Linked DNA regions of Homo sapiens: region 2 is linked to region 1. A link is a loop called in an ENCODE intact Hi-C map of the cell type or tissue named here. Cell type or tissue: Caco-2. All regions are shown on one strand. Links, peaks and the distances in the headings refer to the core of each region. The heading gives the core; the rest is flanking DNA.

The links. Hi-C counts contacts between places; a loop is a spot of excess contacts. Peaks named below come from ENCODE experiments on the same cell type or tissue, not always from the same donor. Only the 100,000 strongest peaks of a DNase experiment are listed, where the experiment ranks them.
Region 2: a loop joins it to region 1, with 4 times the contacts of the local background. A loop is called at or near these places in 2 of 110 quality-filtered maps.

Annotation. Positions count from the first base shown.
Region 1 is chr17:68,757,109-68,762,493 of GRCh38, forward strand. No RefSeq gene overlaps it. Among named protein-coding and RNA genes, the nearest start is that of LINC01482, 130 kb to the left of the region's middle. In Caco-2, for the core only: a CTCF peak has its summit at 2,952; DNase peaks (open chromatin) are centred at 2,463 and 2,933; H3K4me3 peaks cover 517 bases.
Region 2 is chr17:68,697,962-68,703,346 of GRCh38, forward strand. No RefSeq gene overlaps it. Among named protein-coding and RNA genes, the nearest start is that of LINC01482, 72 kb to the left of the region's middle. In Caco-2, for the core only: no CTCF peak of the experiment used is centred there; DNase peaks (open chromatin) are centred at 140 and 3,220.

The DNA.
Region 1 (5,385 bases), core at 248-5,247:
CTTAACTCTTATAATTATTTAAAGAAAACTAAGATTATTATCCTGATAAAAAAAGTTTGCAAGGGCCACAAACTGAAGACCAGTCTTATCGATGGTCCCCAAGCTCACAAAGAAGCCAGAGGAAATTACTCAGCGTGGGATGACCACCGTTGCCCAGTAGTTTTATTCCTTCTAAGTCAATGTTTTTCTGAGATGATCCAGAGTTTGAAAACTAACATACAGTTATATTCAACAACAAATTCCTGGCCATGTAGGGTCATTGTTATAAGGTCTCTGACCCCTAAAACACTTCAAACAAAGTCCATACCTCTTTCTAGCTCCTATGGGTATGAAAGACCACCAGGAGTAGTGTGAGAAACGTTAGTGGGTACAAAGCTACCCACTCTCTTGGACAAATAAAAGGGATGAAGGGTGTGTTCCTCTGTGAGAATGAGGGCTTTTATCATTGTGGAGAAAAGTCATTGCCTGGAGTTGGCTTTCATTTGGGGCTAGATTAAAAAAAGAAAAGCTCAGTGTCACTGATCATTAGAGTAATGCAAATCAAAACCACAATGAGATACCCCTTCACACCAGTCAGAATGGCAATTATTAAAAAGTCAAGAAACAACAGATGCTGGTGAGGTTGCAGAGAAATAGGAGCGCGTTTACACTGTTGGTGGGAATGTAAATTAGTTCAACCATTGTGAAACAGTGTGGCGATTCCTCGAAGATCTAGAACGAGAAATACCATTTGACCCAGCAATCCCATTACTGGGTATATACTCAAAAAATATAAATCGTTCTATTACAAAGATGCATGCATGCATATGTTTATTGTAGCACTATTCACAATAGCAAAGACATGGAATCAACCCAAGTGCTCATCAATGATAGACTGGATAAAGAAAATGTGGTATGTATACACCATGGAATACTATGCAGCCATGAAAAGGAACAAGATCATGTCCTTTGCAGGGACATGGATGGAGCTGGAAGTCATTATCCTCAGCAAACTAATGTAGGAACAGAAAACCAAACACCACATGTTCTCACTCATAAGTGGGAGCTGAACAATGAGAACAGATGGACACAGGGAGCAGAACAACACACACTGGGGCCTGTCAGGGAGTGGGATGTGGGGAGGGAGAGCATTAGGAAAAATAGCTCATGCATGCTGGGCTTAATACCCAGATGATGTGTTGACAGGTGCAGCAAACCACCATGGCACTTGTTTACCTATGTAACAAACCTGCACATCCTGCACATATACCCTAGAATTTAAAATGAAAATTAAAAAAAAGTAAAAAATGTAGTGGATTTTTAGGAATATCCCAGTAATCAAGTCACCTTTCAAGAATTAAGGGAATGAAAATGGCTGGAGGACATTTCCAAAGGATTAGGAGTGGGAGTCACCTGTTGATGCCAAGGCTGGAACAGCTGGAGGGGCCTCAAGGGGACCTTGGGAGATGCCTGTGTGCTTAGGAAGGGAAGGGCCTATCCAAAGTCCAAGAGAGTGCTATTTAACCCACGTAAGCTGATCTCTGCTCCTTAATTTCAGGATTAGAAAACTGCTATGGGATTTGGCTTTTGTCAACCATTGGGATGCTTTGGGAAGCCACAGAAATCCAACTATCTCTAAGACTAATTCTGTGAACTCTGAAATTCCTCTGCATAGTAAGGTGGACTATTGGAGGGGAGGGGTGGTCACTGTCTACACACCTAACTTTATGTTATAAAAAAATTCTAATTTTATTCAGCATTTCCAAAAGGGTGCTACAGGGAATGTTACTGATGTTAAATTAAAGAGTACAGTGCAAAAAAAATGATCTCTGTTCAAGTAAATTAAGAAATTATGTGATTAAATAGAATTACATTTTTTATTTTGGATAGGATTTCTCAGGGCTTTCCACCTGCTATTCTGAATTATGTATCTTTAAGAGGGAGACTGTGTGTATATTGTAAAAGTCAGATTCTAATGTAAAAGATTCTAATTTCGGGTCATGGCAGTAACACTGCACCATTGGCACATGGTTTAAAACTGCAGGAACACAGACATTGATCTGTGTGCTTATGTAAATGTGTACACTCTAAAAAATAAACAAGCAAATACTATATGTATACGGTGAAGGTCAGCAGTGGCGGGGAAAAGGGAAGACTTTCGTGGGAGAGATTTAGGGAGGTTAGCACCTTTAACTGAAGGTAAGAGTCCTTCATTCTAATTCTGAATCACTGCGTTACGTTCAGCATATCTGGTCCTGTTTCCCCACATGCAAAGCAGAAATTTAAAAAGTAAAGACATCTCAAACTTATCTTGCAAAACAATACAGGGATTAAACAAGCCTGTACCATTAAACTGTTTTGCACTCTGTGGTCAAGGACATGGCCTAATGGCAGGTTATGGTCCTGGCCACCAGCAGGATTAACCAAGGGGTTTGCAGAGCAGGCACAGGCAGTGTCTGTCTCTCCAGGACCGCGGGTAGGGCAGCTGACATCCTGGGGTCAGGGTGAGTCATGCCCTGTGTGCATGAACATGCAGGCATGCGTGCAGCACCCTCGGGCTCCAGGGGCTTAAATTTCCAAAAGACAACCCTGAAAACTTGAAAAGTAAGAAAATCTAGAACAATGAGTAGGTGGCCTAGCTTTTGTGGCAGGCAGAAACAAGACAAAATGGCGAGTTAACCATATTCCTATTATGTGGGGGATTTTGTAGGACTGTCCGAGTGACTATTTGCTTAGAGTAGGTTAAATCCTACCAAAGAAATGGGGCTCCCAAGAAAGCATTCATTCCCAAAGTGAATTTTCCTGTTGATAGTGTTGGATATGTTTGCAGTATTCACGGTCCAAATTTTATGCTTTCTCTTTCCCATTGCTGAGTCACTGGGCTGTCTTGAAATCTGAGGGGAAAAGTCTGTGAGGCGTGGCCGGCAACTAGGAAGCCTGGCTCTTTCTAGTAGAGCATGAACGCCACCTTGAGTTGTGTGTGAGCACTGCCGAGCCCTACTTGACATGATCAGCAGTTCCGAGGGATGGAGCAAATGGGACTGGTTCCCTTTTGCAACAAAAAGCAGCACTATCAGGCCTGGGTTGTGTCTTGACACCCGGAATTATTTTTTAGCAAAATGTAATAAATCAATCAGAGTTCCCCAGAGAAACAGAACCAAGAGCATATGCGTGCATAAGATGGAGAAATTTATTTTAAGGAATTGGCTGGTGCAAATGTAGGGGCTGGAAAGTTGGAAATTTGTAGGACAAGCCGCAGGCTGCAAACTCAGGCAGGAGTTGATGTTGCCATCTTGAGGCAAAATTTCTTCCCTGGGAAGTCTCAGTTTTTTTCTCTTTAGGCCTCCAATTGATTGAATGAGGTCGACAAATTTTATCTAGGATAGTCTCCTTTACTTTAAGTCAGCTGATTTTGGATGTTAATCATATCTGCAAAATACGTTCACCGCAACATCTAGACCAGTGTTTGGTTAAATAACTGGTACTAGCCCAAGTCGACACATAAACCATCACTCTTGGCCGGGCGTGGTGGCTCAGGCCTGTAATCCCAGCACTTTGGGAGGCCGAGGCAGGCGGATCACGAGGTCAGGAGATTGAGACCACCTGGTAACACGGTGAAACCCCCGTCTCTACTAAAAATGCAAAAAATTAGCTGGGTGTGGTGGCGGGCTCCTGTAGTCCCAGCTACTCGGGAGGCTGAGGCAGGAGAATGGCGTGAACCCGGGAGGCGGAGCTTGCAGTGAGCCGAGATTGTGCCACGGCACTCCAGCCTGGGCGACAGAGCGAGACTCCGTCTCAAAAACAAACAAACAAACAAACAAACAAACAAACAAAACCTAACCATAACTGATAGCAACATTAGCATAGGTGAAAAATATATTTTTGAACATTAACAGATATAAATAATTTTTCATTTGATTCATTAATATGGATTCAACAACACTTCAGGTTGGACCAGGTGCATTACCATTTCTAGTTATATTCCTTGTAACATTGGGTTAGATTCTGATGTGTTGCTACCAGCCTACCATATGCATTGTATGACTTCCCCCAGTACCATCATAACGAAGACATGTAGAATACGTTTCATAGTAAATAGGGTGTTTTCCCAGGGTTGCTGTTGTTGCTATTGCAGGATATTCGCCTGCAAGTGTTTGCAATTCTCTAATCAGAACTCTTTGCCATGCAAGGTAAGGCAAAGTTTAAAAGGCTGGTCAGAGCTCCTTCCCAGGAGTGACACCCTTTGTCCTTTGACATTGGTATTTTTCTGTCCAGTACTTCTGGCAGAAGTTAGAAGCAGGAATGGGTAGTCCGGATAGCTCTCCTATTTGAATCTGTTTTTTAAAAAAAAGACTCCACAAGACTCCACACTATTTTGATATTTTGATGAATTTTCTGGGGTTTCACCTCGTGTAATTTTTTTTTTTTTTTTTTGAGACACGATCTTGCTCTGTTGTTCAGGCTGGAGTGCAATGGCATGATTACAGCTCACTGTAACCTCAAACACCTGGGTAGCTCCTGGGTTCAAGGGATCCTCCTACCATGGTTTCCTAAAGCACTGGGATTACAGGCATGAGCCACGAGGCCCACAGGCCCAGTCCTTCATGTGACTTTTGAAGGAGGCATCTGTGGTCTTCAAACACCAAGAATCTCTCCTTTATAGACACTCAGAAAGCACGGAAGAGGAGGATAAGAAATGGCCAAGTCTCTTGGTGTTTGCTCTTGCTGGAAAGAAAAAGGGGGAAATTGGATTTCTCTGGGATTCTCTGTTCAAATGGCAAAGGAGGAAAAAATCCCAGAGAGTCTGCTAAGGAAGGAAGTAGAAGCTACGTCATCTCTATAGACAGCAGAGAGGACATATTTATTGGTGTGTATCTCTAGTTTCTGCAACTCATCCAGCCAGATATTTCAATATTTCCCTAACTCCAACTGTTCACTGTCCATTTCCATTGCTATTGAATGTGCTAGGTATATTTTCCTAATATAAACACAAAATTTAAAAAATTATCCTATGTACCATGTGACATAGTCTTGCATATTATAGTGGTTCACATCATAACTCATCTGTTTGAAAAACTCTAATCAGATGCATACGGTTAATTCAAAATGTGCTGTGTGTAGAACTGCTATATAATTGATGAGCATTAGAATGATGTGACACTCTACAATTCTCTTTTCTCTTAGGTTTTTAAGATTATTAAGATTAATGTCATTCAATAGGTCTGAGTTTGCATGTGTAGCAAAGACTTGTTCTCCTTAAGGCAGCAGTGGCTTGCAAACTTTTTGAAATGCCTGTAGTAACACATTTATTTTATTTATTCACAAATGCATACATATTCACAGACGTAATATAATGAAAGTCTCATTAAAACTAGAATGTAATTTTTTTTTGAGGCAAAGTCTTAC
Region 2 (5,385 bases), core at 126-5,125, 59 kb before region 1:
GGTCCATGATAAGTCTGAAAAGAAACAAGCCTGGACTTGCCTGCCTAACTCCATTATGAAATCTGTGGCTTCCAGGGACCTTGAAGTCTTCCAGGTCATATTCTAGACTTTATGACCACATTTAAACCAACTTAGGGATACACAGCCCCTGTCTGTTAGAGGAAAACATACCTTAACTCCTAGAGTAAACAATTTCATCCTCATGTCCCTTAAGCACTCATTTTCACACTGGCCAGCTTTCAGGGGTGTGATGCAATCTGACTTCCTAATGTTGTGGATGAGTAGTGTAATGTAATGTAATGTAATGATGTAATGTAATGGAGAGAGTTGTTTATTCCCCTACACATATGCACCAAAGGGGTAAATAATGGCGACTCTCCATTTCTGGGTTTTATTTGACATTTTCCTCTACTGGGCCAGCTATGACCTTAGGTGTGGATCATTTCCTTTTCCCTAGATGGAAGGAGCTGATGTTATGGAGAACGGGGGTGGTGTTTGCTGATGTGGTTCCTGAATGTTTCCAGCAGCCCAGAGTGAAGCACCACTATAACAGAATTTAAAAATAGAGAATAAAGTAAGCTTAATGTAGCAGTTTTCTCAAGACACCAGAGTAGGCATTTAAAAAATAACTCAGGATGATTCTTTCTGGAGTCTGCCAAGGCGCTGAATTCTGAGACCATGGTGGGATTCTGATATTTAAAAAAATGTTCGTTGGTGGGGGTGGGGAGGTGATGGACTGGCATAGTTTAGTGCAGTATCTTGTATCTAGTAGGCTCTCCATAAAGGTTTACTATACAAATGAAGGGGGTGAGGGTTTAGGAGAGCATTTTGTCTGAACAGGAATTCTGGTTTCCTTCCAGCTGAACTGCCTCTTGGGTTGCCTCTCAGGTCTTTGTAGAAACATATGACATTCTGAGGAGTGGAGAGAAGTTCCCCTTTGGATCCCAGGCAATTGGCACGTCAAATCCAGTCTTACTTTTATGACACCAGAGTCCACACGGCTTCCTGTTTCTAACAGCTGCTACTGGCTCAGCATTATCTCAAAAGAGGAATCCAGCTTCCTTGGTTTTTGCCAAAGCCCAAATCAATAAGCATCTGCTTTCTGCTGCATTTGCAATTGGCCCTACTGGCAGCAGGGAATGTTGAGCACGTAGAAGCCATGAGCCCCCACCTAGCTCAGGACTTGTTCTGGATTGTAGAGACTGTTCCTTTGTAGGGGAGAAGGAACTGGGGGTTCGGAGGGGTGGGAGAAGTGGAGGCTGGGGCTCTGTGTTGCCCTGTTTCCTTGTGAGATAACTAGGAAGTCTGGGCAATTTTTAAGTTCCCATCATTAATTACAATTTTGTTTTTTTTGCTGGGGGGAGTGGGCGGAGAAGGAGGGGAAGTTGGAAAGGGGTTGCTCTCTGGAAGTTATGAGACCCTGGAAAGAGAGAAGACATATTCAAAGAAAATTGAGACAAATTTTTTTTTTTTTTTTTTTTTTTGAGGCGGAGTCTCGCTCTGTCCCCTGGGCTGGAGTGCAGTGGCACCATCTTGGCTCACTGCAAGCTCTGCCTCCCAGGTTCACACCATTCTCCTGCCTCAGCTTCCTGAGTAGCTGGGACTACAGGTGCCTGCCACCACACCCGGCTAATTTTTTGTATTTTTAGTAGAGATGGGGTTTCACCATGTTAGCCAGGATGGTCTCGATCTTCTGACCTCGTGATCCGCCCACCTCAGCCTCCCAAAGTACTGGGATTACAGGCATGAGCCACTGCGCCTAGCCAAATTGAGACAAATTCTAAAGATTGTTTATAACCTCAAAATTAGTTCCATGCCCTTGATGCCAGAAGCATTTCTCCTCTGGTACAGAAAAGGCAAGTTTGCATGTTGACATTAGACTCTAGTCTCTTTAAGGTAAAATTCAGGTTCTACTGATCTTTGAAGCCTTGGCATCCAGCATGAAGCATGACATAGAGTAGGTGCTTAATACTTGTAGGTGACAGAGTGAACATCAGATGAGCAAGCAGAATACATGCTGAGCACCATCAGCTTTTCTGGATATGTGGGAAATTTAATCTTTTCTCAATACGATCCCAGCCTTTCTCTACCCAGAGACAAGCTGTTATCTGCAAAAAGTAGCAGAATTACATTCAACATCCAGACCTGCGATAGTGGCTTGAAAAGGTGTGCGACGTGTTGAATTTCAATCCCTTTGCTGAAAATAAATGGAAAAATGTGTTATCGCTGCTCGTGTCTCTTTGGCTTATCATGTCTTTAACAGTTTTGTTAAAAAGGGAATTCAGTCTTCAGACCACTGGGAAACTATCAAGCTTTGGCTAGAGCAGGAATTTTCAACCCTGGTGGTATGCTGGAGCCTCCTGAGGGGTTTAAAAGAATCCCAACACACAGGTGCACTCTACACCAATTGCATCTGAGTTTTGGCAAGTGGGATCCTGGACAAGCTCTCCAGGTAACTCAGATGTGGGCAGCCTAGGCTGAGACACCCCTGAGTTGGCATTTACCCATGCTGGAGCACTAGCGCCAAATAGCTGCTCCTCCGATTGCAAAATAGCAGTCAAACCAGGGGGCTCTGGAGAGTGGAAATAATAATCCTGTGGATTACAGTATTTGATTACAGTCAGCACTTTTTATTTTTGGCAGTGGTTCCAACAAGTCAAGCAAACCCTGAATCTTTATATAAAAAAGTCATTTAGTTGGATTAAAGCTTTATTGCTTTTTGCCAACTTTTGAATTGGGTGGAAACTATTAGTGCTAGAGAAATGTCATGATTTCTTTCAGAGCAAGGTTTGTGTTACAGTTTTCCGAATCCCCAGCTCCTAGAATGAGGCCTGCCATGTGGTAGCTAGTCAAAAACGCTACAATAATTACAGTAGCTGCTGCTTGCTGGGTACCTACTGTTACACTGAACACCTCATGTAATCTTCAAAACAACCATATGAGGTAGGTCCTATTAGTATCTTCCTTTAGGAAGGTGAAGAAGGCAGAATTCTAAGACGATGCCAACATTCTGCCCCCTATTGTGCCTGCCCTATATAATCCCCTCTCCTTGAATGTGGGCCAGACCCATGAATATGATGGGATGTCGCTCCTGTGATTATATGATGGCAAAGGTGAAGAACTCTTGCAGATGTGACTAAGTTTCCTTATCAGCTGACTCTAAAGTAATCAAAAGGGAGCTTATCTTGGGTAGGCCTGGCCTTATCAGGTGAGCCCTTTAAAAGAAGTGTTAGAGATTGGAGGCCTGCTAATAAGCAAGTCACCGTGAGTACTAATGCTGTAAGGAAATAGATTCTGCTGACATCCCAGAGCTCCAGATAAGACTCTGAGTAAGAGGACTTAGCTAAGACACCCAGATTCCCAACCCACAGAAACCATGACATAATAAACAGGTGTTGTTTTAAGCCACTAAATATGTGATAATTTGTTATGCAGCAATAGAACACTAATACACCAGTGGAAAAGTCATGATACAGAGAGGTTAAAGGGCTTGGCCAATGATCCACATTATGAGCTGGTGGAGCTGGGAGTGAAACCCTGACATTTCTGACCCCAAGCTGTTTAATCATGTCACCATCACCACCATTTATTTATAAAATGAGGCTCATTTGCACTAGCCCACTGGCTTTCTGAAAGCTATAAACTGGGACAAAACCAAGGTGGATTCAAAGTCTTGCTTGCTTTGTGCAATGATGTGGAATTAGAGGCAGGAGCTGCCAGCATATGCCACACATGTGGAGGGTCAGGGCCAGAGGCGTGGAAATGGTGTCTTTTCCAGATCCACACTCCAAGCTGTGCCCCCAAGTTGGTACGTATGTCAGTCGTGAACAAGAGAAGGACTGAAGAAGGCTGTTTTAATCACAACTGGGACCTCAAAGGCCAATTTACTGAACATCAAATAAACCTTAAGAAAGAAAGAGATGGGGCTGTGGTCGCCTGGTGACAACCATATCTGCTTTGCTCCAGCTGAGAGGCGAGGGTGTTGGCCTACATTTCTGATCAGATCCAGAATTTAAACATCATAATTATACAGTGGTCCTTTCTTAAAGAAAAGCTAAGCTTTACTTTCATTAGTAATGTACATTTTAGTCCAGCTTTTCCATTTTCTTTTTTTCTTTTTTTTTTTTTTTTGAGATGGAGTCTTGCTCTGTCGCCCAAGCTGGAGTGCAGTGGCACGATCTCAGCCCACTGCAGGCTCCATTTCCCAGGTTCACACCATTCTGCTGCCTCAGCCTCCCGAGTAGCTGGGACTACAGGTGCCCGCCACTATGCCTGGCTAATTTTTTTTGTATTTTTAGTAGAGATGGGGTTTCACTGTGTTAGCCAGGATGGTCTCGATCTCCTGACCTCGTGATCTGCCCACCTTGGCTTCCCAAAGTGCTAGGATTACAGGCATGAGCCACCACGCCCGGCCCAGCTTTTCCATTTTCTTAAGGAGATTGATAGAGAGAACTTTTAAGATTTGGTTATTCTCAGACTGGGGCCACATGGGCTCTCTTGCAGGATATTGGCTGTGCTGGGTGGCCAAAGCCAGCTTTTGTCAACAGAGGTGTGTGTTCTTGTGTTGGCTTCTAAATGGTTCCTCAGAGAGGTGGTCACCACCCCCTCTGTCATCTTGTGCAAAGGCCATGGGTGTCCTGCACCAGAGCATTCCATAGGTATTTATAAGCTGAATGGTGCTGTGTGAGCTCCGATGAGCAATGTAACTCTGGAACTGCCCACGACGTGGACTTTGACTCGAAGGTAGTTGAACCCTACTCTACCCTCTGGCAGCTGTGTAACCTTGGGCAAGTCACTTGACTTGTCTTAGCCTTCATTTCCTCTTCTATAAAACAGGGATAATAATGTTTGGGCGGACCTCCTACTCAGTATCCATTCTCCTCTCTTCTTCAGTAGGAGGAGCCTAACTGTGGGATGAAGTTAGTGTGCTCTAACTAAAACCATTTCATTGTCTTGATGCTGGGATGGCTGTAAGACCTATCTCTGGCTAGTGAGAAGTGAAAGTCTACTGGTAAAGAAGGGGTGTCTTGGAAAGTTATCATTTTCCTGTACTCAGCTAGAATGTTCCTTTTCATTTTCCCTTTACCTGCATGTCCTCTTCCTACCTGGAATGTAGATGTGATGTCCTGAGGTGAGCAGCCATCCTGTGAGCCTAAGGATAAGGAGGAGCAGAAAGCTATGAATGGTTTGGGTCTCTGATGGCATCATGGAGCCACCCACCAGCCCTTCCCTGCCTTCCTTTGGACATCTTAACACATGGTGGAAATATACTTCTCTTTCTATTGGTGATCTTTTTTTTTCTTTTTATCCCTTCAGGCCAAATGCAATTCTAGCTGATGTAAAAACCTGCCTCATAAGGTACCTTCCCAAATATTTGAAAATACT